Linked DNA regions of Homo sapiens: region 1 is linked to region 2. Evidence: read pairs that join two places in POLR2A ChIA-PET (ENCODE). Cell type or tissue: A673. All regions are shown on one strand. Each heading gives the region's core, and the rest is flanking DNA. Links, peaks and the distances in the headings are about the cores only. Region 1 holds the start of LOC105371651 (a long non-coding RNA gene). Region 2 has its middle 74 kb from the start of CBSLR.

Region 1 (16,388 bases), core at 7,662-12,661, 100 kb before region 2:
TATAAATTACCCAGTTTTGGGCAGTTCTTTATAGCAGTATGAAAACGGACTAATGACAGTCGCTGACTCTGGTTCCTGAGACAGAGCTCCTAAAACCCTAGATAGGACTTCTGGGATAATCTTTTGTTCTAATCTTTGGTCTTTAACCTGGTTTCCTGACACAGAGCTCCTAAATCTCTTGGAATTTCCTAGGTGATAGGAGCATCGTTTGCTCTAATGAGGCAACTCTTGGTGGGCTCCTGGATGGGGGCTGGTCACCAGAAGGACCCAGCCATGATTAGAAGCTTAACACATTCAGCTCTACCCCCTATCCTCTCAGAAGGGGAGAGGGGCTCCAGGTTGAGTTAATAATCCATCATGCCTACAGGATGAAGCCTCCTCCATAAAAATCCCTGAACTGGCAGTAGCTGCCAAACTGGAATAGGAGAAGCTGGGCCTGGAGGAGCTGAGAGAGTTCTTGCCACTGTTGGTGTTGGCGAGTGGCAGGGAGCCAGGACTTGAGGGTTGGGGTGTGTTGTGATGCCAGAGCTGGCGGTGCAGAAGGTGGTGGTCTACCCCCTGTTGCTTCTCAGTGTGGTGGATCACTTCAGCTAATTTGGTGAGGTTGGAAACCAGAAGCATGTTGGTGTGCTATTGGGGTCATGGCAAAAGAAAATACTTGATATGTCCAAGAGTTTTCAGTCCCTTTTTATGATGATGACTAAGTCCTTTTTTATGAAGATGACAAAGATGATCTGATTTTTAGACCAAGATTATTTGGAAAACATTTATGGATTGTTTAAGAAGGTAAATAAATGCCAGAGAAAGAATATTTGGGTGGCACCACACAGGCCATAAACTTTACAAGAATGCCATTGCCATCAATGAAGTAATGAAATGATGCTGCCCTAACTCTTGTTTTGGTCATTATTGATGTGAAACCCAAGGACCTGAGCCTGCCCACAGAAGCATATATTGTGGAAGAAGTTACAGAAACATATACAGTGGAAGAAGTTCATGTTGATAGAACTACAACCACAAAAACATTTGAGCATGTGACTGTGAAACTGGAGCAGAGGAAGCTGAGGAAGTCAGAGTCAAACACTTGTTATGAGACATCAAAGACACTACCGTGGGTACTCTTTCCTAGCAGATTATTAACCAGGTCTATGCATGGCTTGAAGGGTAAAAGTAGCGACAGGCAAGCTACCCATAAACCATCAGATCATCTGCCTGCTGTAGGATGTCTTCAACCTGCTGCCAGATGTCAGCCCTGATGAGTTTGTCAAGGCCTTTCACCTGAAGACCGACCACCAAATGGAGGTGATATACTTGGCCTTGCTGATCTGTTTTTGGTTGCCCTGCACAGCCTCATCAACAACAAGATTGCTAACCAGGGTGCAGAGAAGAAAGACGGACAGGAAAAGAAGAGAACAAAAAGGATAGAAAAGGAGACAGAGAGAAAGACAAAGAAAACATAAACAGTGATGAAAGAAGAGAAAAAGGAGAAAAAGTAAAACATGTAGCTTTTAAAATTTGTAAATTAACCTAATAAACTAAATCAGTGTGCTGCTAGAAGGTTCTTGCTTGCTTTTAGTGCTTTTTGAAAAGCTGTTCTATTGACAACCCTCTGCTTCTGGCCACCCTTGCTGTGGCATTACATGGAAGCAAATGGATAGAGGGACTGATCTTGTACCTAATACTGCAGTTTCAATTGCTGTGAGTTGAGGATGTAATAGTCAGCTCTGGCTTCAGATTGTGTGAGAAAAATTAAGAGAAGTCAACATAACATTTTTGGTACTCATTCTTTACCTGTAAAACCAGGAGTTGAGTTTTTCCCCACCGTAAAAGACTCTTGGGGTCTATTTCTGGTAATTTACAAAATTGCTGAACAGAGTGCATGAATTCCACCCATTCTCTGCCTTTTAACACTTTTGAGTTCTGACCCTTTTGAACTCTGTTGAGAAAAACCACACCACATTTTGGATCTACGTGTAGTTCTGGCATTCTTAGGGCTTGGGATCCAGCTTTATATTTTGTTTACCTTCGAAGACACAATTAAATGGTTTGGTTAAAAAAAAAAAATCCCTGAACTACCAGGTTCAGAGAGCTTCCAGGTTGCTGGACCCATGTAGCTTCTTGGGGGGCGGCACACACAGAGAAGGCATGGAAGCTCCAGCCCCTTCCAACATATGCTTGGTAATATCAAGTATTTTATAAAAAATGAGTAAAACATAAATATTTCCCTGAGTTCTGTGAGCTGTCCTAGCAGACTACACCTGAGGAGGGAGTTGTTGTGGGAACCCTCCTGATTTATAAGCCAGTTGGTCAGAAGTAGAGGTGACAAACTGTTACTTGTAGTTGTTGTCTGAAGTGGGGGGCAGTCTTGTTTGATGAGCCCGCAACCTGTGGGAGTTGACTCTGACTCCAGATAGTGTCAGAATTGAATTGAATTATAGTACACCGAGTCGGTGTTCACTGGAGAATTGCGTGCTGTGTGGAGAAAACCCCACACACATCTGGGGTCAGAATTGTTGAGTGGAGTATATGAGAGTATAGTAGGAAACCCCACAACCTCCAGGTCGACCAACTACCTATAAATTGGGGGTTCCCATGACTCCCTCTTCAGGTTCAATTAATTTGCTAGAGTGGCTCATAGTACTCAGGGAAACATTTTACTTATATTTACCCATTTATTATGAAGGATAAATTAAAGGATACAAATGAACAGGTAGATGAAGAGGAGATACATAGAGTGAGGTTCAGGAAAGTCCCAAACAGGAGCCTCTGTCCCCATGGAGTTGGGTATGCCACCCTCCTGGCATATGGATACAATTAAGTAGCTCAAGAACATAAAACTGATGGGTTCTAATAAAGCAAGGAATTAAGATTTTAGATTAAAGTAGCTTTGATGAAAAGTGAATTCCATAAGACACAGAAGAACCTTGGTGCTTATATCTGCAATTCAGCTGGTGTTTTCTCTTCTCCAGTTTTTAGACTCTTTGAAGTAGCTTTTGCTCTTGCCAGTAGAGTGTCTGAGCACTGCTTACCCTGAGCAGATGAGGAGTTTGCTCCAAATCCAGGATGGTAAATTAAGGAGATTATCAAACATTACCAAACAAATATCTTGTGCAGTATCTTCTATCTTTATGAGAAATTAGGTACAGCATTTAATTCACTTTTTTTTCTGTCTTGTAAGTTCTTGATAAAGTGTTTTGACATGTTTGTTAGGCAAGTATGTAAGGTTTTTGTTTGTTTGTTTGTTTGTTCCTTTATGAGATAATAAACTAGTTTGTGACATCAGCCTCAAAGTACCTGACTGTATGAGACGGATACCAAACCAAACTGTTTTTCTTGCTCTGAAACTCATCACAACACACTTCTGACACCAGGCAATCAGATGCACCCCATCTCCGATGTATACATGTGACCTTTGTATCTCTCTTTTTTCACTTAGCATAATGTTTTTGAGGTTTATCCACATTTTAGCATATATCAATACTTCATTCCTTTTCGTGGCTGAATAAGATTCCATCACACACACACATATATACACACCACATTTTGTTTATTCATTCATCTCTTGATGGACATTTGGGTTCTTTCCACTTTTTGACTGTTATAAGTAGTATTGCTCTTTGTGTATAAATATTTGAATTCTTATAATTATTTTCCATTTTGGGGGTCATATACCTAGGAGTAGAATTCCTGGGTGAGATTCTAATTCTCAGAAGCTACACTATTTTACATTTCCACTAACAATATACAACAGTTCCAACTTCTCTTCATCTTGGACAACACTTGTTATTTTCCCTTTTTTGGTTTTGGTTAGTTATTGCCATCCTGATGAGTATGAAATTGTATCTCATTGTGATTTCAATTTGTATTTCTCTAATATTAATTAGGGAAGAGGTTGAACTTCTTTTCATGTGCTATTTGGCCATTTGTATATCTTCTGGAGAAATGTCTATTCAAGCCCTTTGCTCATTTTTAGTGGGTTGGCTTTCTTTCTGTTATTAGAATTCTTTATGAGGAATTTGGCCTCAGGCCAAAATCTTACGTGATGTTTGAGCCCACTATAGACAATTACAAGGCTTTATCTGACAAACTCAATGGCGGAAGCTGCTTTCCCCATACCTAAGGAAATGTTGACCTAAAAGGAAGAGTTGAGGCACAAAATATAATTTAAAGAGTTTACTTGAGCCAGAGTGAAGACAGCTGCCCCTGGTGTGTGTTAAAGTTGCCTTGGGGAGTGTACCCTCAGCCCTTGTTACAAGCAAATTTTTAAAGGGAGAGAGAACAAGGAGTGGGCTAATACAAAGTTATTTGACAGGAATTCTCAATAGTTGACAGATATATCATTGTTCAGTGATTGGCTATACATTTTTGAATTAGAGGGTATGAGTTAGGGTGTCCAGCATATGGCAGTTGTGGCTTCTTCTTGTCAGTTAGCCTAGAGCCCACATAGCAAGTGTCTTCAAGAGATAATTATTTAGCTCAAGGGGGAGTGATGTGACTGCTGTTTCATTCCAGTGCCTCTCTGGACCTGATAATTTAAACAGGCTTGCATTCCTCAGATAAGTGTCTTTTTTTTTTTTTTCCATGCCAGTGTATGCTGTTTTCTGGAGGTACTTACTGGCAGTGACTGAGACTCCCTGCAGCCACACTCACACACAGCTGTATTCCTAGCTCAGGTGACTCTGTTTGGAGGCCTTCTTATGAGGAGATGGGGGAGTTGGCTGAGGCACTTCCCAGGTACCTCCACTGAGGCTTCCTTTTGGAGGCTTTGACTAAGGTATTTCTGTCTTATCTGACTCAGTACTTTTCTGCTTCTAGCCCTTCCTCCTCTTCCTCCCCGTGGGCCCCTGGGTTCATGAAGATGCAGAGAGGCAGCAGCCTTCTTCAGGGCTTCTCAGCAGTGAGACAGTGTGCCCCACCCCGACAACCCAGCAGTGCATATTTATCTCACCCTTTCCTAGGGAAGTAATGAAACACTGGAGAACTAGCACCTCTCATTTTGCCCCTTGCTTATACTGTGGCAAGAAGTGAATAAAAACTTGATGGTTACTTTTAATTTGCCTTGTCCTTATTAACCACATCAACACCTGGCGGTTCAACATGTTATATATTCTGGATATTAGACCCTTATCAGATACATAATTTGCACATATTTTCTCCCACTCTGTAAGTTGTCTTCACTTTTTGGTAGTATCCTTTGGTGCACAAAAGTTTTTAATTTTGATTATTTATGTATTTTTTTCTTGCATTGCCCATGCTTTTAAGACTACCTAAGAATCCATTGCCAAACCTAAGGTTATGAAGATTTATCCCAGTGTTTTCTTCTAACATTTTTATAGTTTTAGCTCTTACAGTTAGGCCATTGATCCATTTTGAGTTAATTTTTGTATATGATGTAAGGTAAGGGGTCCAGCTTCATTCATGCATTCATCCATCCATATACATGTATGTGGATATCAGGTTTTCCTAATAGTATTATTGTTGAAGAGACCATTCTTTCTCCATTGAATGGTCTTAGCATCCTTGATGAAAATCAGTTGACCATATATGTGAGGGTTTACTTCAGAACTTTTAGTTCTGATTCATTGGATGTCTGTCTGTCTGCTCATACCAAACTATTTTGGTAATAGTTGCTTTGTAGTGAGTTTTGAAATTGACAAGTGTAAGTCCTCTAACATTTTCCTTTTTCAAGGTTTTGTTATTTGGGATGCCTTGCAATTCTATCTGAATTTTAGGATCAGCTTTTCTGTTTCTACAAAAAAGGTTGTTGGGATTTTGATAGAAATTGCATTGACAATGTAGATCAGTTTGGGGAGTATTACCATCTTACTAAATATTACAGTCCATTAACATAGGATGCTTTTTCTCTTATTTAGATATTCTTTAATTTCCTTCAGCAGTGGTTTTTGTTTTTGTTTTTGAGACAGAGTCTCACTCTGTCGCCCAGACTGGATTGCAGTGGCGCGATCTCGGCTCACTGCAACCTCTGCCTCTTGGGTTCAAGCAATTTTCCTGCCTTAGCCTCCTGAGTAGCTGGGATTACAGGTGCACGCCACCAGGCCCGGCTAATTTTTGTATGTTTTTAGTAGAGACGGGGTTTCACCATGTTGGCCAGGCTGGTCTCGAACTCCTGACCTTGTGATCTGCCCGCCTCAGCCTCCCAAAGTGCTGGGATTACAGGCATGAGCCACCGCATATGGGCAGTGTACAGGTCTTATACCTCTTTGATTAAATTGATTCCCGAGTATTTTATTATTTTTGATGCTATCATAAGTGGAATTATTTCCTTTTCTGCTTGTTCATTGCTAATGTATAGAAATACAATTGATTTTGTGTGTTGATCTTTTACATTGCAACTTTGCTGAATTAGTTTATTAGATCTAGCAGTTATTTTGTGACTTCTTTAGGATCTACAAATAGAAATTATTCTGTTTCTTTGTTTCCAGTTTGGATCTCTTTTATTTCTTATTCATGCCTAATTGCTCTGGCTAGAACTTCTAGTACAATGTTGAATAGTACAAAGTTGTACAAAGTTGTACAAAATGGTACAAAGTTGAATAGTGAAAGAAGCCTTCCTTATCGTGTTCTTGATCTGAGGAGGAAAGCATTCATTCTTTTACCGTTGATGTTAGCTATTATATACTGCTTTTATATTTGTATTTTATATATTACATTGTATTTCATTTTTCTTTTATTTGACGTACACATTGCAAATGTAGAAATTTGCAATAGAAAATTCAGAAAAATAGAAAAATTCAGAGGGTTGTAAAACACATATCCATTATAGACCTCATTCTTGGATTTTGGAAAAATTGCATCCAGCACTGGAATTAGATCATGTAAATTCACTAGTACCATGCCACTTTGACCAAATTGGTTATGCGAAAGGAATCACAAAACTGTGTGGAATTATTTTTAAATTGTATGATAAAATTTCTAGTTATTTTGACCCGAGATTTGGTCAAAGCAAATTTGATACCATTAATAGGAAAATCTAGAGAAATAGTGGCTGTTATTTTGCAGAATCTCATGAATCGCAGAACCAGAAGCAACCTCCAGTTTTGAGCTCTGTTCTCGAAAGGATCAGGAATTGGAATAATTCCTCTTGGAAAAAAAGAAATAGGGACATAAAATATTTGTACTATCAGAGGAAGAAGGGAAAGAGAGTTTTTGTTTTATTTTAGGCAGACTCAGGTCAGATAGATGGTTTTTATAGGCCCAATATAAAGGAAGAACTATCTAGCAGTGAACTGCGTCTTACAATAGTGAGTGTCCCATCACCAGGAGGGAAAAGCTGAGGTCAGATGACTCACTGGAGATGCTGCAGAAGACAAGCAGAGGTGTTAAGGTGCCCCTGCAGCCAATATTCTGTCATTCTACAGATTAACCACCAGGTAAAGGAACTTAAGAATGCCTATCACCATGATCTAATAAAAAGTATAGGCCAAGCAGACACTATGAAAAACAGCCAATACTTTTCTCAGCCAGTGATGACGGAACTTGCTACAGGAAGCAAAATCTGTAGGTGATAATCCATTGTCCAGAATACTAACTCACGTGAATTAAGAAACAAATGCCACTAGGAGGAAAAGAGAAGATAGAGCTCATTTCTTAATTACAAGGGGTGAGAGGAAGAAAAACATAAGACACAGAAATAGATTCAAAAGTCTAGTTACTGAAGGATATTTTTTTCACATGTGGAATAAATAAGGACAGGAATAGGGGCCTACCCTTTTAGTTTGTTTCGTTTTTAAGTTTGTAAGAAAACATTTATATCTCTGCTATTTTGAATCCCTTAAGAGTGTTTCAAAATCATTTTTTTGAGTAGTTGTGAAGAATTGGCAGCACCATAGCCCTATTTTTAAACTTTAAATGTAGAAAATGAGATTAGGGTTACACAAAGCCAAAAGTCAGATTTAAATTTTTTTTATTATTATTTTTAGGGAGCAGGTCACACTGTATTGCTTAGGCTGCTCTCAAACTCCTGGCCTTCATGATCCTGCTGCCTCAGCCTTCTGAGTTGCTAGGATTACAGATGTGAGCCACCCAAAAGTCAGGCTTTAATCAGTCTCAGAGAAACCACACATTGTCAAGAAGTGACATTATTCCAAATATGGTACATTTACTTTATTATTATTTACTTCGGTGTTGTCACTACTCCTTGTCCTGTCCCGAGTTCTGATTGTCCCCTCAGTTCTTCTTCCTTTGTACTCTCCATCAAGAGATCTGTCATGTGGGAGGGGCAGTGGGAGAGGTAGCTAGTGGTTCTCTCCAACACCATGAATATGGCAGAGCTATCTCAGAAGCCAAGGAAGTAATGACAGTGTAACTGTTAAAATAAAAATGACTGCCAGTTTTGAATACTTAACATGCCAGATGCTATACTAGATGTTGGGTGCTCTTTGTGAACTTACATAGACCATCTCCCAGTAGATTAAAAGAGTTATTTACGGGATTGAATTCTTTGACACTTTGAATTCTAGATGCTAGATATAATGGATTGGTGTCCTACAATTTGGGATTCCACAATTTGTAGTCTCATGTTAGCTTTTGAGAGCCTGGCTGGCTTTGCCTGAAGTAAAATTGTGAAGTAGATATGGCACATATTAAGCACTCCCTGCTTCCCCACCCTTGGTTTAAGGTTACTAACATTCCTTTGGTAACTGCTAGGTAACTTGTCTCAGCAATATTTCTAAGAATTGAAACTCTGTCAACTTCCTTACCCCTCTCAAGTATCTGTTCCTTTCAGGAGGTACATCCTCTTAATATCCTCCAGTCTGCCTCTTCTTTACTCTCAAGCCAAATAAGAGAAAAATAAAAATATAATGGACTAATACTGGGATTTGAAATACATTCTTTGATATTTGAGGTAAAATACCATCAATTATGATTAGCACAAACAAATAACATAGGAAGATAAAAGCACTTAGTTGCACAAATTCTTACATAGCCAACATGAAGACAACCTTGGTGTGATTCCTAGAATTCTGGAATTAGGGCTTCTTCCGTGGTGGACCTGCCACCAACAGGCAAAGCTGGATGCCTAACATAGCCTTTTATATAATGGGCTTGGTTGAACAATCTAGTTCTACCTTACTCTCTGAAGGACCTCTCTTAGTAGGAAATGGGCTTATGTTAAGATGTTTTAATCCAAGGGGTAAGCCACACAGTTGGAATAGAATTTTTAATATATCCAAAGGAAATGAAATCAGTATGTCAAAAAGATATCTGCACTCCAATGTTCATTGCAGCACCATTTACAATAGCCAAGATACAGAATCAACCTAAATGTCTATCAGTGAACGAATGGATAAAGAGAATGTGGGATATATACACAGTGGAATACTATTCACTCTTAAAAAAAGAAGAAAATCCTGTCATCTGGAACAACATGGATGAACCTAAAAGACATTAATAAACCAGGCACAGAAAGACAGATACCCACATGTTCTCACTGATATGTGGAATCTAAAAAAGTATGAGTAGAAAATAAAATGGTGGTTACCAGGGGCTAGGAGGATGGGGGGCTTTGAGGAGATGGTGGTGAAAGGACACAAAATTTCAGATAGGAGAAATAAGTTCAGAGATCTATTGTACAACATGGTGACTTTAGTTAATGACAATGTATTGTATTTTGAAAATCACTAAGAAAGTAGAGTTTGGCTAGATGCACTGGCTCATGCCTGCAATCCCAACACTTTTGGAGGCTAACATGGGAGAATTGCTTGAGCCCAGGAATGAGACCAGACAGGGCAACATAGTGAGACCCTGTCTCTACCAAAAAAAAAAGCAAAACAAAACAAAACAAAATTAGATGTGGTGGTGTGTACCAGTGATCCCAGCTACTTGGGAGGCTAAGGTTAGAGGATCACTTGAGCCCAGGAGGTTGAGGCTATGGTGAGCTGTGATTGCACCACTGTACTCCAGCCTGGACAACAGGAGTGAGACCCTGTCTTTTAAAAATAATAACTAAGGCTGGGCGTGGTGGCTCATGCATGTAATCCTAGCACTTTGGGAGGCCATGGTAGGAGGATCACTTGAGCCCAAGAGTTCGAGGCCAGCCTGGGCAAGATGCTGAGACTCTATCTCTAAAAAAAGTTTTTTTTTAAATAGTAATTTTAAAAATGTAGATTTTACATGTCCTCGCCACAAAAATAAGTGTGTGGAATAATGCATATGTTATTTAGCTTGATTGAGCCATTCTACAATATATACCTAGTTCAGAATATCATGTTATACATAATATATATATATTTTTTATTTGTCAATTAAAATGTAAAATAAAATGAAAAAGAATTTTTATTTCTCTGACTAGCTGTCTTGCAATGATTTAATATTTCTTTTTCTCCTAGGGAAAAGTTAACCATTGGATGCCGCCAGCTGGTTGAGATGGAATATACCATGCAGCAGTGCAATGCATCTGTTTATATGGAGGCCAAAAACAGGGGATGGTGTGAAGACATGCTCAACTATAGGATATAAGTACTGATTTGTAACTTTAAAGGAATTGCATTTGTCCTTAAGAATAACAGAGTAGTTTTCAATCTGGTCACTCTTTTGGGCCAAACCCAAGAGAATTTTAAGAAATGTTTCATAGGTATAAAAAGGTGATCGCCTATTACTGACAGTCTCATTGTAGCTCTAAAAAGCCTAATGTATCCACTGTGGAATAAACTCCATAGACTCAACTCTTCTGGAGTTCACAATGCCTCCCTACCTCTATTCTTGATAGTGAGCCAGTATCTCTAAGGAAAGGAGAGCCGTATTTTTAGTCATCCTAGGGCAGGAGCCACTGTGGCATCTGAGGAAGACCCAGGGTACAGTATTAGCATTTCTTTCAACCCTAAGTATGGGCATGTGACCAGAGACACTGCCAAACCCTAAGAAATCATTAGGGCATGATCATGCTCACCATATTTCACAAATGAAATCTTAATGTGGGCTGTTTTTTATGATCAAACTGTCATCCATGTTGACCTGATGAAAATAACACCCTCCTTCACCTCCCTCAGGGTAATGAAAGTAGAAATTTGACTGAAGCTCCTACTTCCTTATACAGCCTTTCCTTCTGTGGGCTTGTCACTTTTCAGTACATTTCTAGTGGGGAAGAGCAGGGCGACCCCTCTGCTGGGTTTCTCCTTAAATGTGAAGCAAAATAAATTTATATAATGGAATTTGGTGGCAGTGACTGATGTTTGTCTCTAGCTAAAACCAACTGTTTAGTTGACTTTTTAGTTATAGGATAAGTTGGAAGTCCTTGTTTACTGGAATATATTATGCTTTTGTTAACACATTAGATTAAATAGAATTTGGTATTCTATTATAAATGTTTATTTTTTAAAGCAATAAATAACTTATTTTTGGTAAGATTTGGCTTTTTACTTCCAAATTGTTTCTGATATGTACATAAGGTATGATTATAAAAGTGACTGTCTGCAATAAAAGAGAACTTGTTCAGGATATTCACTAGTTGGTGTAGAACCTGTTAAGCTTTGGGTTTGCCAGATTAGGGAACCACACCACCAGCCGCACAGATGGGGCTCAAAGTGCTGTCAGAGATTATGAGCTTCTGGGCAAATGGGGAAGCTTTAAGAGGGCATCTCTGCTCTCTGCCTCTTTCCTTTTCTTTCCTGAGAAGCCAAATAAATATACATTCATCTGTTGCCTGCTGACCCCCATGAAAAGAAGTTTTTTCAGACCCTTATCCTTCAACTTCTAGTTGTTATTGTTGGGTTTTTGTTTTTCCTTGTTCTGGTAACTCCTCTTTTTTTTTTTTTTATCGCTTTAATATAGGTTAATCCTTTCCTTAAAATTTCTTTTCAGTCTTATCACATATTTACCCTTATGCCTACTTCAGTCTTATATAAAAAACTTTTTCAATATTATTGAGATGTGAAGATGTCCTTTTTTAACTTTCTAGTCTTTTTTATTCAAAAACATTGTTTTAAAATTTTTGTTTTAGCTTTTATTTCTTCCATTTGAAATCATTTGAAATGTCAGGTCTTGCTTTTTTTTGTTTGTTTTTCCCTCTCCCTTCTTTGTTGCTTTTTTTTTTTTTTTATGATCGTAAACTTTATTACTTTTCTATTTGTTGTCCTAATCATGTAATGCAGGGGTTGAGAGTTCCTTTACTGTTTTGCAACTTCCTTTTTTTTTTTTTTTTTTTGAGGCAGAGTCTCACTCTGTCACCCAGGCTGGAGCGTAGTGGCTCGATCTCGGCTCACTGCAACCTCCGCCTCTTGGATTCAAGCAGTTCTCATACCTCAGCTTCCCAAGTAGCTGGGATTACAGGCATGTACCAGTATGCCTGGCTAATTTTTTTTTTGTATTTTTAGTAGACACAGGATCTCACCATGTTTGCCAAGCTGGTTTTGAACTCCTGACCTCAAGTTATCCACCTGCCTTGGCCTCCCAAAGTGCTGGGATTACAGGCATGAGCCACTACACTTGGCCTTTGAAACTTACTTTTACAAAAGATAGTTCATTTCTCTCCTGGGAAGACCAGCGAACATCCTCTGGTTTGGAGGGCCTCCAGCTCTCTCCATATTCTGAGCCAAGGAAAAGCTGGCTAAAGAATTGAAGTCTGTTGTGTCCCCACAGGGTCCTCTTGTTAAAACCTGCAGTGGTCAATTGTGACTGCACAGACTAGAACTTCACAGATGGGTTAATCCCACTTTCACATTGTGGATCTTTGACTGTCACATGAAAGACCAGGTGACACAAGACACATCTGAAGCTCTATTTCCTTGCTATTTTGAACATTATTTTAAGGGAGAACGAAAGTCCTTTCATTGTCAGTCCAGGTTTATTTAGATGGTGTCTTGGTCAGCTTTCAGAGCCTAGGTCACATTGTTCATATTCTTGACTTTTTGCTCTCTTAGCTAGCATGACAGGTTGGGATGAATTTCCCTCTTTCCTCAAAGTCTGGTGACTGCATCCAGTCTCTAAGGATGTGATGCTACCCATGGCCCTTTTCTGACTTCGAGATTGGACAGGCCAGTCACACTTCTATTTATTGGGTATATATAAAACCCACTCCAGTGAACAGAACTGAGCCCCATGAAGGCAGGAACTACACTGTGTGTAGTGTCTCATAGTTGTGGTTAGTTAATATTTTTGACAAATTGACCTGCAGGCTCACCTACTCTAAAACAAAAGACATACTTTACCTTTGCCTACCAAAGTTTGACTTGAAAGCTTTTAAGTTTGTCTGGTCTGTCAGGTGAAAAGCCACTCAGTAAAGTCAAACAGATACACCTCTTAGATCTTGGAATATGGCCCACAGAAATGGATTCTTCTGGAGCCAGAGTACCTCAAGATGTTGGCTTTCCTGAGGGTTTTAGTATTATATATACTTGTATTTTTAAAAATCCATCTCTGTATTCATGGAATTCTTTAATATCTTTGGCTGTTGTTAAAAGCAAGAATTGGCCACCCTGAGGGTTTGTAGACTAGTTTTGGCCTGTGACAGGAATCCTTTTTAATTCTAGCTTTGTTTATGAACTAGATGTAGTTTGTCTCAAATTAATTCTCGATGTTGAAAACACTGAGGACAGATTCTTGAGCAGAATTACCAGTTATAAGCCTGGAAGGTGAGGTGGTGGACACCCAAATCCGAGCTACTAGCTTGGTTCAGTCTTCTTAAAGCACAAACCATTTTCAACATCCTATTCTTTATTTCTAATGAGGTAAAATATGGACATGTTCTAGCCCTTCTTCTAAGCTTGATATTTTAAAGGTTTGGTACCACTTTGGTTAAGCTAGAAAAACAAAACTTTTTTTCCTTCGTAAGTGTAGAGTTCTGTGAGTTCTGTCAAACATGTAATCAATCAATCATCAGCAGTCAAGATATTGAAGTCACACCACCCCTAAAAATTCCCTCATGTCCCTTTGTAATTAACTCCCATTCCCAGCTCAGGAGGCCATTGATGTGTTTGCCTTCCCTGTAGTTTTTCCTATTCCTGAATGCTATATAAATGGAGACTGTTTTTTTAAGAGACAGGGTCTTGCTATGTTGCCCAAGTGCAGTGGCTGTTCAGACATTATAGCATACTACAGCCTTGAACTCCTGGGCTCAGGCAATCCTCTCACCTCAGCCTCCTGAGTAGCTGGGACTACAAGTGCATGCCACTATGCCCAGCTAATGGAGGCTTTTGAGTCTGGCTTTTTATTTAGCATGATGCTTGAGACTTATCCATATTATCAGTAGTTCATTATTTTATTCCCAAGAAGTATTGCATTGCCATGGATGTACAAATTTATTCATTCACCAGGTGGAAGGCTACTTCACTGAATTCAGTTTTTGGTGATTATGAATAAAGTTGCTATATTCACATACAGGTTTGTGTGAATATGTTCCTTCACTTGGGTAAATACCTACGAATGGGATTGCTTTGTCACAGATTATTAGAAAATGGATGGATTGTTTTTTAAACTGCCTGTGCACCTTTGCAGTTCCTCCAGCAATGTATGAGAGTTCAAGTTGCTCTGCATCGTAAGCAGAATTTGGTATATTCAGTTTCAATAGGTGTATGCCATTTTGGTTTTAATTTACATTTTCTTAATGATTTATGATAGTATTTTCCTGTGTTCTTATGGCATCAACTTCTTTTGCAAAGTGTCTTCAAATATTTTACCCATTTAAAAATCGTTTTAACAGATCTCATCTTATTACCTTGCTGGACATTTCATCTCAGTAGTTTCATTACTCCAAGTTAGGTCTTTCTGTGTGCCTTTTTTTTCTGGCTAAAATTATGTTACTTCCTTTGGTCATCCTGAGCAAGTGTGTGGCCTCTATTCAGATATATGCCTCTGTTAAAGGCATTCCACACAGATCCAGCATAATGATTGAGTTTTGCTTCTCACCTTTGTTCTCTCCACCCAGTAAGGTGTGGAGCTGTTAATAAAGTTCATTATTTTATTGGCCAAGATTATTGATGCTCATAGGTTGAAGAACCCATGACATTCACATGAGTTTGTATGTTCCTGTTTATAAACTCTACTTGTTCAAAGTGTCATTAATATTCTTGAGAAACTGGCAGTTTTATTATGAAGGATATCTGCAATTCATAGCAATTACTCCTTTTTAACCTAGAGACACTGATTTAACTTAATAAAACCTGTTTATAGGATGAAACTTGTAGCTCAGTCTTACCAAGGATTTAAGGATTCATATATGAGTGTTTTTCTTTCTCCTTTACACCTAGTTAATTAACCTTGTATCTTATGTCTCACTTGCTGACTCTTCAGACCTTTTTTTTTTGGAACAAAAAGCAGCTGCGTGTAAATTACGACAGCAACTGAATTTTCCATGAATCATATTCACTTTTCTGAAGGCAACTCTGCATGCAGTTACAGAAATGTCCTACTGGGGCTCCTCCTTTGCCTACTTCAATTTTAAGAATTCTGAGGTCAGGAGAGGTAATAGGGCACACACCTAATTTGTTAATTAAGCAAGGATTCTAATGATATATCACATACTCAAATCCTGGATTTTCCCTAAAATATGATTATTATATTGGGAATTTGAAAACATGTTGAGCAGTGGTAAAGTACATGACACACTAGAAGCCAAAAATCAGAACCCTACATTTAAAGTTCATAATAAAAGATCCACCCGAGTATAACCAATAATATTTGGTTTAGATATTTTATAGCTTTTCTACCTTTTTAGGAAATTTAGAGTGTTTTATTAAGTTGACCAGAAGTGTGGTATTATCAATATTATTTTGAAACTATTCAAAAATTCCTACTGGTTAAAAAGCTTTTTTTTTTTTTTAAATTGTGCTGAGGCTATGCCATTTTCTCCCTCTCTGAAGAAAGTATGTACCTTTTAGATACAGATTAACAGTAACAAATGGCCACTGAGCACTGCTTTTTTTCCTTTATGGAAACTTCTCATGTTCATGCAGACTAGCTACAACAGCTTCTTAAAAAAAGATACTTTTTGGCCACCAAACTACCTCTTTGGCATCCAAGGTAATGCAGGAAAACTTTGACCCAAAGTATTCCCATATATTATTTGCATTAAGCATGTCACTTATGAAATGAGAAGTGATCTCAAGGATTTTAGTGCTGAATCCTCAACTAAAATTTTATTTCCTTGTGCTGAATAGAACACATACAGATCCATATTAAAAACAGTCATCATATTAGGCAAATTCAATCTGTCAATGTAGTTTTAGTCCAGAACCAAACCAGTGATAGTTAGGAATTACAGAGTTACCAACCAAACTGATTTGCTTTCCTGGTGGTTCTTTGTGTAACAGATGAGAGAAATAAAGTGGCAGAGTACCAGTGAACATTTGGAGAAAATACCTAATTATTTTCTTCCTAACCCAAGTTAGCCACTGAATAGTCATCTCAGAATAGTCACCTCATCCCAGTTGGCC
Region 2 (13,696 bases), core at 5,670-10,669:
TATAGATATTGTTGGTTTATCTGTTTTACATATTTAAAACCTAACTTTAAATAGAATCAATATGAAATAATAATTGGGGAGCTCCAGCTTATCAAAAAGTATAGCAATATAGAAGAACCTAAACAAAATTTTGGAATGTGCTTTTTAAGAATGTGATTTTATCAAAGTTAGGAAACTTAAAACTCTAAAACTTTTGCATTCTCCATTTTAAGCAGTTCACACTTAGAGGTAGCTTAAGGACTTCTTTCTTTCATTTTTTTTTTTTTTTTTTGTTACAGGGTCTCACTCTGTCACTCAGGCTGGAGTGCAGTGGCTCTCACTGCACTGTACAGTCTCAGCTCACTGCAACCTCTGTCCCCTGTGCTCAAGTGATCCTCCAACCTCAGCCTCCCCAGTAGCTGGGAGAAACAGGTGCATGCCAACACACCCGGCTATTTTTTCGTGTGTTTTTAGTAGAGACGGGGTTTTGCCATGTTGCCCAGCTTGGTCTCGAACTCCTGAGCTGAAGCAATCTGCTCACCTTGGTCTCACAGAGTGCTGAGATTACAGGCATGACCACTGTGTCCGACTTCCCTTGTGAACGACTTTTTAATTAGCTACTCTTTATTGGGTACCTCCTTTGTATGAGGCCTTGAACATTTTCTCATATAATCTTCACAGCTTCCCTATGAGGCATAGATAGTATTATTTCTGTTAGGCCAACATGGATACCAAAGCTCAGAGGAACTGCTTGTTCAAAGACATCTGGCAAGGGAAGGCAGAGCTGGGATTAAAAACTAGGGTTTGAACTCATATCTTCCCAACCTCAAAGCCTACACCTTCTTCAGCAGCCATCATAGCCCTAATGAAAAAAAAAAGGCCACCACCTTTTGCACCATTTATTTATTCATTTGAGCATTAATTCATTTATTCATTCATTCAGTTAGTCAGTCAGTGCTACTTGAATGCTTATTATGGGCCAGGCATGTGCCAATATTAAAATGATGAGCCATGAAAAGGGCATCATCTCAGCTTCCACAAAGTTGAGAACCTTGTTCCCTCCAGGTTAGTTGCTTTTTCAGTATTTACAGATGAGGATTAGCTCCCTGCAAACACAGATAAGAATGTAGAGTGAGGGAAAAAAATGTTTTTAATATAGGAGATGAACATTTTATGAATATTTCCATGTGAAAGAACATTAAAATTGATTACTAGGCATAGGTTATGTGTTTGACTAGATTCCTTAATGACTTCAAGATGAATGAAGCACAGAAATTAATTAGTGGCTGAAACTCATGAAATCCCTGGTGGGGAAGATATAGCTGATCGGATTTTTACATGGAGTTGAAGCAAATGATAGAAATTGAGTTCCTGTTAGGAAGGACCAAGCATTTAAGACCTTGCTTAATGATATTTCTGGAGTGCTAGCAGCCTGTACGCTCTGGGCAACACTGCCAGATTCCTGAGTAAAGGTACCAACCTCACAAGCTATCAACTACAAATGACAGAACCCATGATGTATGTCAGGACTTCAGTGCCCAGAGGGACCAGTAGGCTGCATACCCAGTTACAGAGGGCCAGGACTATTAACAGGTAAGAATAGTCTTCATTGCTACATACACACAGTGTATTTTCTCCTATTGTTAGATCTTTCATTTTCCCCCTTGCAATAGAAACGTAGATATAGGGAACTTCACTTTCACCTTTACCATAAGAAAAACAATAGCCAGAGAGCAATAATGAATGGCCGATGTTCCACCTCAGTCTAGGGGGGCAGTATAAAGTGGCAGGGCCTGTGGGACCCTGGAAATAACATGACTTACCTAATGGGGCAGCTGCGACTCAGTTCCCGCTTATAGTTGCCATGCAAGAGGGTCCAGTTGTGTCAGATATTTCTATTTTTAAAGAGAAGCCAGAAATCTGGATGTTTCTGTAAAATCCTCAGATATTTACATATTGGCAACCAATTTAAAATTAAAACAACAACAAAAGTCTTGGGCCAACCTTTTAAATAGGTGACCAACCATTCAGGTTTTCCTGGGACTGAGGGGTTACCTGGGACATGGGTCTTTCAGTGCTAAAACAAGGAGAGTCCAGGCCAAACTGGAATGGTTGGTCCTCCTAGAATGTGGAGGACAAACAAAACATCTATATGGGCCAAATAAAGTCTGCAGGTGGTCAGCCTGTGACCTCTGAGGAATAGGACAGCAAACCAGAATAGGATTGACATAGACATATTTTCTTTTCTTTATTTCATTTTATTTTTTTTCAGTTGGAGTTTCACTCTTGTCGCTCAGGCTGGAGTGCAATGGTGCAATCTCGGCTCACTGTAACCTCCTCCTCCCGGGTTCAAGTGATTCTCCTGTCTCAGCCTCCCAAGTAGCTGGGATTACAAGGGTGTGCCACCACACCTGGCTAATTTTTGTATTTTTAGTAGAGATAGGGTTTCACCATGTTGGCCAGGCTGGTCTCGAACTCCTGACCTCAGGTGATCCATCTGCCTCGGCCTCCCAAAGTGTTGGGATTACAGGTGTGAGCCACCGTGCCTGGCCACACCGACATACTTTCTTTCTTTTTTTTTTTTTTTTTTGAGATGGAGTCTTGCTCCCACATAGACATATTTTCAAAGGAATGGAAAAATATTTGATTATGAGAGACTACATATACATGGACAAAAGCACTACCAATGTACTCACTTCCACTGTCCCCATAGTCCATATCTGATAGCCACAGCTAGATTACAAACAATTGGAATGAACTGGTAACAATGCTATAAGGTTGGCTTTTTTTTTTTTTTTCAGCTGAACTTCGACCAAGGAACACACAGGGGAGAGAGCCTTTCTTTGAAGAGTGGGAGGTAAACAGAAGCAGAGGCTAAAAAGAACAGGCCGAGTGCTCTTAAAGGTTGCACACAATCTAAGGAAATGTTGGAAAGTTATATGGAATTGTCTTGAACCAGAATTTTTTAATGTACTTAAGTTTTGTAGCTGAGGTTAAGGGTTAATTTTTCACCAGCTTTGCTTTAAAAACACAAAAAACAAAACCCAGATTTTGTGTCCATAGAATATTACTATGAGAAGGGACCTTAATCACTGTGGCAGAAGAGTTCAAACTGGCCTGTTCAGAATTGTGTAGGAGGGCACCAATAGAGTGATAAGGGAAGGTGACAGCATCTTTAAGATGCATTTCCAGCAAAAAAATGTTTCATGGGACAAAGAAAAATGATCACTAAAATCTAAATCCAACAGAAGTTATTTCATACTCTGCTTTTTGTTTATGAAATCAAATGATAATAAACTACTGAATGCTCACATTGCTGAAACTCGATGCAAATTATGTCCTTTCACTGAAGGACAGTGGAATTGAAAAAGGAAAATTCATTATCAAAAAGGCTACTAGATAGTATCTGAGCCATTTCATTTGGTCGATGCACATTTAAAAAATACCTATTACTTGCAAAACATAGCCAAAATGTTAAAAACAACCTTTCCAACCATAGTTATCCATTGACACATACTTGGCTTTATTCTTCATTTTCAACAGCATCTCTTTTTCATAACAGAATTCTCCTTGAAGTTAGAGAATAAACTCTGTAGTGAGGCTATGCTCCAGGCACATAAGGAGCAAGTAAATGCAAGGCTGACTCTTATCTTATTACACCAGCATGCTGCACCAGCCAGAGAACTTACTGGTCATATTAACAGTCACAAAGAGGTATTATTAAGGTCCAAAGACTCACCAGTTTCTTGTCTGAATAATGAGAATCTTCTTTCATTTACCTTGCTTTCTTTGGGGCCAAACATGGTTCATCTTTGACACCTGTTTGTGTAAATTCCTAGGAATCTCAACAGAGTAGGATAGAGGCAATGGCCCAATAGTGTAAATAGCATGAATGTCATACTCACAAACCACAGAGGCCAACCCAGGTTCCTTGCAAACTCTGAGAGGCTCCTAGAGACTGGAGATCAATGGAAGCTGTCTTTATTATGGGTAGAAAGCATGTAGGTGTAAGGCACTTAAATACAAGCTTGGTGAATAGCTCAGGATCAGAATGATCTGATATGAGGTGCCAGCACCTAACAATGAGTTTATGGTTAAAAAAGCACACCCACACTGCCCCAGCACTTGCCATTCCCCTTCTGATTAGATCCAGGAAGGCTGCAGGAAGGGAGGGATGTGTTAATTCTTTTTTTGAGACATGATCTCACTATGTTGCCCAGGCTGGAGTGCAGTGGCTATTCACAGGCATGATCATTGCACACTACAGCCCAGAACTCTTAGGCTCAAGCAGTCCTTCTGCCTCAGCCTCCTGAGTAGCTGGGACTGCAGGGTGCATACCAGTGAACCTAGCTCTAAGGGTGTGTTAATTCTTGAACCCATTTTGGGGGTTGCTGACACTGGAAAATGAGCCAACAAAACATGATTATAAAACATTGTTTTGGTGTTCAGACTAGACTCCCTGCTAGGACAAATCTCTGAGGGGCTGTTTTGGGCCCTTTATCTCAGAAATTAGTCTTAGGAATTTTGTTATTGTGTATGTGAATATGTGTGTTTAAAGTTAAAGCTCCAAACATTTATGATCTCATAAGTTCTGAGGGTCAGGAATCTGGGGGCAGCTTAGCTGGGTGGTTTTGGCCCAGGGTCTTTCATGAGGTTGCAGTCAAAGTGTCAGTCGGTGCTTCATTGTCTGAAAGCTTGACAGGGGCTCTAGGGTCCGCTCTAAGACAGTGCATCTTTGGCTCAAGCTGGCTCATTCATATGGCTATTGGCTGGAGGCCTCAGCTTCTTCCATCTTGCCATCAACCTATCTGTGTGGTTGCTTGAGTGTCTTCATGGCAAGGCAACTAGCTTCCCTCAAAGTGAACAACCTAAGAGAGAAGGGAGGACTGCAATTAACATGGCTTTTTAAATTGCATTTTTGAGATTTACAGCATCTTGGTATCACTAAGTTGCTTCATGGCTTCATGCCCCTGGCAGCCAATATAGTATTGGGGGTGATATGGACTTTCCAAGGGTTACTCACTTGCTTTCAAAGGAAGCAAATGAGTCTGCATTGGAAGATGTGAGAGGTGGGTGATGATGTGGGCACCGCAACTAGGAGAAGCCTCCTAAATAAATGACCGTCATTCATTGCCTAATAAAGTTATAATTGTCTAACTTCTGGAAGAGAAGGATTTGACCAAATATTTAGTCCAAACCTCCCATTTTACAGATACCAGTTGAAGACATGAGAGATGAAATTCTACATAAATACCTTGGAGTATTTGTATTTAAAAGAGTCATCCTCTTTAATTAACGTCTCTTTGTAGGTAGGTTGTTATAGCACAGTATAGATAAGCAATCTCTGGACTTTCCAAGGTCATTATGAACAAAGACAAGATAGTGGCTGGCCATGAAGAAACTGTATATCTGATTCTCAGCCACCTTTGAGTCATGTGAATCTGAATGCAGAAAAAGAATCAAGATCATAACACTAAGTCTCCCACACATTACTGGGATAATAAGTAGTTGGAAAGTTGTAAAGAAAGTTTCTTCTTCTAGGCCTCAAAGCTTTTAGAAACAATGCAGGTTGAGTACTCCTTATTCTAAATGCTTGAGACCAGAAGTGTTTTGAATTCCTGATTTTTTTCAGATTTTAGGATATTTGCATTATACCAATTGAACATCCAAAATCTGAAAATCTGGAATCTGAAATGCTCCAAGGCTCCAAGGAGCATTTCCTTTGAGCATTATGTTGGCACTCAATAAGTTTTGGATTTTGGAGCATTTCAGATTTTGGATTTTCAGATTTAGGATGCTCAACCTGTAATTGAAAATATTGGGTAACTTGCTTAACCTTGCTAAGACCCATTTCTTTTTCTGTAAAATCAGGCTGATGATGGAAACCTTATTGAATTCTGATAATCAGAAATAAGCTATCCTATGTAGGTGTCCAATAAATGGTGGCTGATTTTATTATTACTATTACAATTATATTTTTTATTCAAGGCTTTAGGCTCATAAGCAATATGTGGTTATTCCTACCTAAGAGAACATTTATCCCTTTAGTTCTCAAAATTACATTGGGGTATCTGATCTGTGTTGGTAGCAGGAGTAGGAGATTCTCCAGGTCACTGTAGCCTTGTGAGGTAGTGTTTCTCCTGAGACCACCTGGAGCAGAATTACCTAGTTATTGGTTAAAAATGCAAAGTCTTAGATCCTGCCACAGATCAACTGAGTGTATAAAAAATCGAAGTCTGAATCTATATTTTTAACAAACTATCCAAATGATTCTTATGCCCACTAAAGTTTGAAAACCTCTACATAAGGTGTTTTGGAGCCCTTATGAGGCTCACAGAGGACAAGCTAGATAAATTGATCTTAACCAGAAGTTTCTATATTTTAAAAACTTATGCATCCCCATCAATAAAATATTTTGTGTAATGTAATCCTAATGTTTATATATTTCCTTATACATTTATTTTAAAATTACATACAAGTACCACTATGCTAATATATACATTATAAAACAAAATAGAAATTTTAAAAAGATGAGATAAAAATTCAATGTAGAAATTTTAATATTTTCTTTCCACGTTCCAGTGGATCGTATGATATATCCCTTGGAATTTGTACTCCCTACACCAGAGACCACTGGTCTTAATCAGAAGTGGGCACTATGGTTGTGTTCATTCAATCACTTATTAAGCAAACATTATAGAATTCCTTCCAAATGCTGGGCTTGTCCTAGGCTCCAAGGCCTCACTGTGGTGATCATCTCCTTCCATCATGCTGAAGTGCTGATAGCATCATCACATCATCAGGTGTAAACCCTTTGTTCTTGCTAAGTTCTGTTGGTAGGAAGGTTCAGGTTGCCTCCTCCAGGCAGTAGGAGCAGTGCTGCATCTAGTTCAAGGCTATATTCAAGGTCAAACTATAACTTAACAGAATATTTGGGTTGGGGGGAAAGTCCAAGACAGTCTTGGTATGTCACTAAGGACCTACACAATGAGGTTACAATAGATAAGTGGCCCTCACTGAACAGCCCAGAGCACCATCTTTGGGAAGGTTATGTGGCCCTGTGGAAAGAATGCTGGACTTGGTCTTGGAGGATCTGCATGTGGGTCTGGCTTCATTTCTTACTCTGTGAACTTCTGTAAATTGCTTACCCTCATTGAGTGTCTGTTTGCTGTTTTGTAGAACAAGAATGATAACATCTTTTTGCTATCATAATCAAACTCTCCTCATCTTTGATAATCACATTGAATTCCAGGTTTAATCAATCAATGAGTTTGATTATAATAGCAAACATCTTTTTGCTATCATAGTCAAACTCTCCTCATCTTTGATAATGATAGCATTGAATTCCAGGTTTAATCAATCAGCTGTCAATCACTATGGATTTATTGAACGCCTGATGGATGTTCCAAAGCATCATCAGGTAAGTACAATTCCACTTTTCCTGATTTTGCTAGAAATCAAGTTCTTATTATCCTGAAATCAACTGCTCACCTTCCATCTGTCACCTCTCCACTGCCACAAAGGTTAAGGGATGTGACTTCAAAGCCTGGCTTTGCCATTTTGTCATTTAATTTCCTTAAGCCTTTGTTACCTTATCTGTAAAAAGAGGATAATGATATTTACCCCTGAAATTAGTGAGAATTAAATGAGATAAATCATGTAAAATGCTTGGTACAATTGAAACATAGTAAAAATTGAATATATTATTACTTAAATGGAAAATATGGTGAGGTTCTTTTTCAACATTTTGGCAAATGCGAACTGAAACCTGATACATCTGTTTAGACCTAGATTTCACTTGGGGATTCTAAAGAACCAAGTGATTTGACCTTATATCTATTCTTTTTTAAATTTTTTTGAGACAGGGTCTTGCTCTGTTGCCCAGGCTGGAGTACAGTGGTGTGAACGTGCCTCACTGCAGCATTGATCTCCCAGGCTCAGGTGATTCTCCTGCCTCAGCCTCCTGAGTCCCTGGGATTACAGGGGCGTGCCACCACACCTGGCTACTTTTTTGTATTTTTTGTAGAGACAGGGTTTTGCCATGTTACCCAGGCTGGTCTCGAACTCCTAGGCTCAAGCAATCCACCCACCTTGGCCTTCCAAAGTAATGAGAATACAGGCGTGAGACCTTTTATCTTTTATCTGACTAACTTTCTTATATTGGTCATTAAGAATAAAGTTCAAAGATAGATTTTCTTAAAAAAATTTAGTTAGGGAATTAATAATGACTTGCTTGGCAGAATGAAGTTTTTGGCTGTGTTTGAGATTGGTCTATATTTAAGAACTGCCCCCCAAATTAAGACTAAATATTTACTAGACATAAGAATAAATGGAAAAGATCTTGCTAATGTAATAAAATGTGATAATGAAGCCATGAGTTGGTAGTTTATATGTGCCACAACAAAGCTTTGATCCTGACTTTTAAATTATATAACACGAATCTTACCCTAATATTTAATAACAATGGATTTATTCTTGTTACACAAGCTATTGACGTAGCTTAAATTACTCACTTAGTGATGCGTGATGTAATAAACTGGCATTTCCTTCATCCTGAATTTTACAAGGAGGATTTGATTATATAGGCACATTTTAGCTGATCATAACTTACCTTCATAATAGGTCCACAGCTAAAAAAAAAAAAAAAAAAAAAAAAGACCAAAAGGCTGACCAGTATTTGTTTCGGAGTGAATTTGCATGCCATTTTCCTTAAATATCCTAAGTACAAACCTAATCTTTAAAACAAGGGCTCTCTTCTGTTGCCTGAGTTTGAAGCTAATCTTTGTTCTAATTTCTCTTTGTATCTTGTTGTGCTTTCCTAGCATTGTAGACTCATAGTGGCATACAGCATTAGAACGGGAAAGAAACTTAGAGATCTAATTCACCTCTATGACCCAGGCATGTTAGTTGATCATTTTCATCAACCTCGGAGGGGAGAATACACTCAAGGTCATGATTTGCAGCTCTGCTTATGGTTTATTTCTCCCAGCAAATAGTATTTGTTCAATTTCTCTGACTCCCGATTTAATTTTTTTTGTTCAGATGTATAAAAGTGTGGTAAAATCAGATTAACCTGAAACACTGTGTGCAGTTCTTTCCCTAGAACAAGACTTGATACGTGAGTGGAAACTGGTATTTCCAGTTCTCATCAATGAGGTGTGGCAAATTGTGCCATGATCTGCTATTGGAACTGGTTATATTCATCCCATGGTTGTATATTTTTAGTATTATGACTCTTCAAAATTGAGTATAAAATTGTCTACAATTTTAGTGAATATTCACATTCAGAAATCTTTTTTTTTGTATTTAGATGGAGTTTAGCTCTTGTTGCCCAGGCTGGAGTGCAGTGGCACGATCTCGGCTCACTGCAACCTCCGCCTCCCGGGTTCAAATGATTCTTCTGCCTCAGCCTTCCGAGTAGCTGGGACTACAGGGGCGTGCCACCACACATGGCTAATTTTTTATTTTTAGTAGAGACAGGGTTTCATCATGTTGGCCAGGATGGTCTTGATCTCTTGACCTCATGATCCACCTGCCTCGGCCTCCCAAAGTGCTGGGATTACAGGCGTGAGCCACCACACCTGGCCTAGAAATCATATTTAAGGCACATACTATTTCTCCTTTTTTCCACAGTATGATTTAGATTAAATGTTTCTTACTGAATTAATTACACTAGAGAACCCTAACCAAATTGAGGATTTTTTTATATTGTAAAAGGATTTTTGAAAGTCTAAGATCTTGATTAATAAATTAGATTCTGAGACTCAGAACTCATTATTGAACTTTAATTGAGGAAGGCCTTTAGAAATGCTAATCTGATATCCTGGGAGTTGTAAATATTGTATAGTAATAGCATATTTCATATTATTAAACAGACGACACTATTTAGCAAAAATAAAAGTCAATAATTTAGCAAATAAAAGGCAAAGTAGATGTATGAGTGTAGCATCAGAATAATGTAAAATGGATTCCCAGAACTATCTGTGTTTACAGAGAAAAATTGTATAATGGGGATATGGATGTACCAGAAGAATGCAGCCTAGATGTTCCAATTTCAGGGTACATAATTGTGAACAAAGAAATAAGCCCAGGCTGGGTGCGGGGGCTCACGCCTGTAATCCCAGCACTTTGGGAGGTCGAGGCGGGCGGATCACCTGAGTTCAGGAGTTTGAGACCAGCCTGATTAGTATGGCGGAACCCCGTCTCCACTAAAAATGCAAAAAAAACAAAAAAAACAAAAAAACAATTAGCCGTGTGTAGTGGTGGGCGCCTGTAATCCCAGCTACTTGGGAGGCTGAGGCAGGAGAATCGCTTGAACCCGGGAGGCGGAGGTTGCAGTGAGCCGAGATCATGCCATTGCACTCCAAACTGGGCAACAAAGCGAGACTCTGTCTCAAAAAAACAAAAACAAAAACAAAAAACACAGAAATAAGTCCAGACCCAGTGCATTATTATATATTATTAAGCAGTAGGAAGTGTGAAGAATCTTTGATTTCTAGAACTATGTAGTTTGTACCTACTTTCTTACTTCCTTAGTCACTATACTTGTTTCAACTACCAATCAACTGAAACTGCTTTCAGAGAGGTCACCAATGAATTACAATTTGCCAAACTTTCTTCTGCAAGGAAAAAATTTGACATTGAGTACTTCCTCCTGAAAATTCACTTCTTATAAATTCATATAATTTGTACTGTACTTTATAATCTCTAGCGTCCATGGTGTTGCCACTGAATAGTTTTCTGCTATTCTTATTCTTCCTTCACCCATACCATAATTAATTATTGATATCCAATATTCCATACTTGGTCCTTTTTTCTATTAATGCTACCAGAAGTTATGAACATACAATATGCATCAAATCACACATGCCCACAGCAGACGTTGTTAATTGATTTTGACAATTTTCTCTCAATCCTGATTCTATCCTAGAATTCTAAAACATGCTTCAGGCAGCCATCAAATGATCAGAGTTTGCACATCAAAAGAAACATTTTCTCTACTCCTGTTTTACATAACTATCTTGGAAGATCTCATCTGTACTCTTGACTTTAAATTCCAAAAAGCCTACGGCTTATTTATTAGTGTATCCAACTCCTCTCATAGGGCCTAGAGAACATGGTTTGCATTGGATAAATATTTGCAGAATGAAAGCTAAAATGTTAGATTAGCTAACAATATCTAAGTATATTTTGTCATACCTTAAAAACTGAGTGCAATAAAAATTGTAACATAATGTTCACAGAGAATATAGAAAACAGTGATGTTACGATCAGTTATGTACATTTTGAAAAATGTTGTTTCTGAACAAAAATTGCTTTCTTGACAATACTTCAAAATTATTGTCGAATAAATAAACTTATGTTCTGTTCAATAATAAGAAACATCCAAGGGAGCTGTGGAGCTTGGATTAGGGATTTGAGGACTTGGTATCAGACTAGTCCAATGGGTTATTTTGCCTCAAAGTAGTAAATTCCAATCCAATGACCAGTGAAAATAAAATGTGCTGTTTATTCCTAGCCAAGGTTAAAGTAGTAACATATAATTTGCACTGTACTTTGTAAACTTTTGAAAGAATTATAAATCTTTCATAATTGAAGTTACAGCCTATTACTTTTCTCTGAAAATTAATAAAGTAAATAAGTCTCTAAAATGTTTACTACAATGATACTTCCAGTAAAACATGTTTATATACATAGAATAAAGTGTTACAAAATTTGAGCCTGGTTTTTATCCTTTATTGTCTCATTTTTTAGGTTATTATGCAATAGGAAAGTATTTTCCACTTTGGTAATATTGCCTAAACTTTATTTATATAGCACCTTTACCATTTTTTCCTATATTCTTAAAAATGCACAATATTACCCAGCATATAGCACCAAATAAATGTTTGTTGGCTCTTATTTCCCCCCAAAATAATAAAATAAATGCTACCTATGATAATTATATGTTATCAAAGATACTTGGCTTAAGCTGAGGGTGAGAAGTCTATGTATTTCAAGGCATCTAATAATGTGGTAGTTCCCAAGGGCCTGGTTTGAAGTTCCAGAGGTCCAAAGTGTGACCAACCAACTCATACTGCATTTAAAACTAGTGAGCATTCAATTCCAGAGTGTAACAAGAAAGTATTAATAGCAGCACAGAAATGGGGTAGAAGAGCCAAGGACAGGAAGGCCCAGGTCATTTATAATGTATTAATACTTTAGGCAAACTTTTTTTTTTTGGTAGAAATGGGGTCTAGCTATGTTTCCCAGGCTGGTCTTGAACCTGTCCTCAAGTGATCCTCCCACCTTAGCTTCCCAAAGTGCTGGGATTTAGTCATGAGCCACAGCGCCCAGCCAGGCAAATTTTTTCTGTAAAAGATTACTTGGTAAATATTTTGGGTTTTGTGGACTATCAAGTTTCCATTGCAACTACTCAGCTCTGCTGTTGTAGTGCAAAAGCAGCCATAGACAATACATAAATAAATGGATGTGGCTGTGTTCCAATAAAACTTTATTTATAAAAATAAGCAGTAGCCTGGATTTGTCTCAGGGGCCATAGTTTTCAGATCCCGACTCCAGTGGTGTAGTTTTGGTGCTCAATTAGTTTTCGTAACTCTACAGACAGTCTTTTCGTCTTATTTTATTGTTTTATTCTCCAGTTTTATTGATTGATTGAGATGGTGTTTCATTGAATTTATGTTCTTTTAATGTTTTATGATAAAACACACACACAGGGAATTTTCCTCAGGTTGTGATTTCTTCCAGATTGGGTTTTTAATTTGCTTTTTTGTATGTCATATTCCTTTCTTATGTGCTTGTGTGTGTAGTGTTTGCCACTGTTGTATCATTAATTTTTGTCATGCTCATTTTTTTTGGTCTTTTTTTTAGAAACAAAGTCTCAAGGCTGGAGTGCAGTGGCATGATCATAGCTCACTGCAGCCTCGAACTCTTGGGCTTAAGCAATCCCCCCACCTTAGCCTCCCGAGTACATCATGGTCATTTTTTTTTCTTCTTGAGACAGGGTCTCAGTCTATCGCCTAGGCTGGAGTGCAGTGGTGCCATTAACACTCACTGCAGCCTCCACCTCCTGGGTTCAAGCAATCCGCTCAGCTCAGCCTCTTGAGTAGCTGGGACTACAGGTGTGTGCCACCATGCCTGAATAATTTTTGTATTTTTTGTAGAGATGGGGTCTCCATTTGTCACCCAGGCTGGTCTTGAACTCCTGAGTCCAAGCAATCCACCTGCCTCAGCCTCTGAAAGTACTGAGAAAACAGGTGTGAGCAGCCGCGCCCACCTCATGCTCATTTTGAATGTGCTTATTTAAATTTTCTCTGATGTAGGTGCATTCTTTTGGATGCTTTCCAACTTATATGAGATTTGTTTCTCTTTCATTTGGGGCATGGTTTGTAGGCTGCATATTGAGATTGGAACTACATGCAGTCTTTGTTGGAAGGCTTGTTTTTTATCTGAGATACTGCTAAATATTCTATACCAAAGATCCATCAAACTAGTTTGGGGTGTATTTTATTCTTGGACTGATTCTCCCAGGCCTTAGATCATTTTTCTAATTCTTCATGGAGCTCTGGAAAATGATAAGGCCTGGAGTATTTAACTCCTGATGTTGCCTATTCACTCCACTGTTTTACCTCTCCCCAAATTACTTATTTTGGGCGACGGGAGGTATATTAGTGAGAATTTTTTGGATTTGTTTCATTCAAAATATTAATACAATATT

The links. Peaks named below come from ENCODE experiments on the same cell type or tissue, not always from the same donor. Only the 100,000 strongest peaks of a DNase experiment are listed, where the experiment ranks them.
Region 1: POLR2A ChIA-PET joins it to region 2 with 10 read pairs; 2 of 35 experiments call an interaction of 5 or more read pairs at or near these places.

The regions. Positions count from the first base shown.
Region 1 is chr1:185,280,325-185,296,712 of GRCh38, forward strand. It overlaps SWT1 (SWT1 RNA endoribonuclease homolog), which reads left to right. Exons shown (of 19, transcript NM_017673.7): 19 at 10,350-11,457. The coding sequence ends at 10,479. It overlaps LOC105371651 (a long non-coding RNA gene), which reads right to left and starts at 10,350. Exons shown (of 3, transcript XR_922360.3): 1 at 3,030-10,350. IVNS1ABP (influenza virus NS1A binding protein) reads right to left here. Exons shown (of 15, transcript NM_006469.5): 15 at 16,064-16,388. It also overlaps the pseudogene PSMD7P4. In A673, for the core only: no CTCF peak of the experiment used is centred there; no DNase peak of the experiment used is centred there; H3K27ac peaks cover 442 bases.
Region 2 is chr1:185,384,900-185,398,595 of GRCh38, forward strand. No RefSeq gene overlaps it. Among named protein-coding and RNA genes, the nearest start is that of CBSLR, 74 kb to the left of the region's middle. In A673, for the core only: no CTCF peak of the experiment used is centred there; no DNase peak of the experiment used is centred there.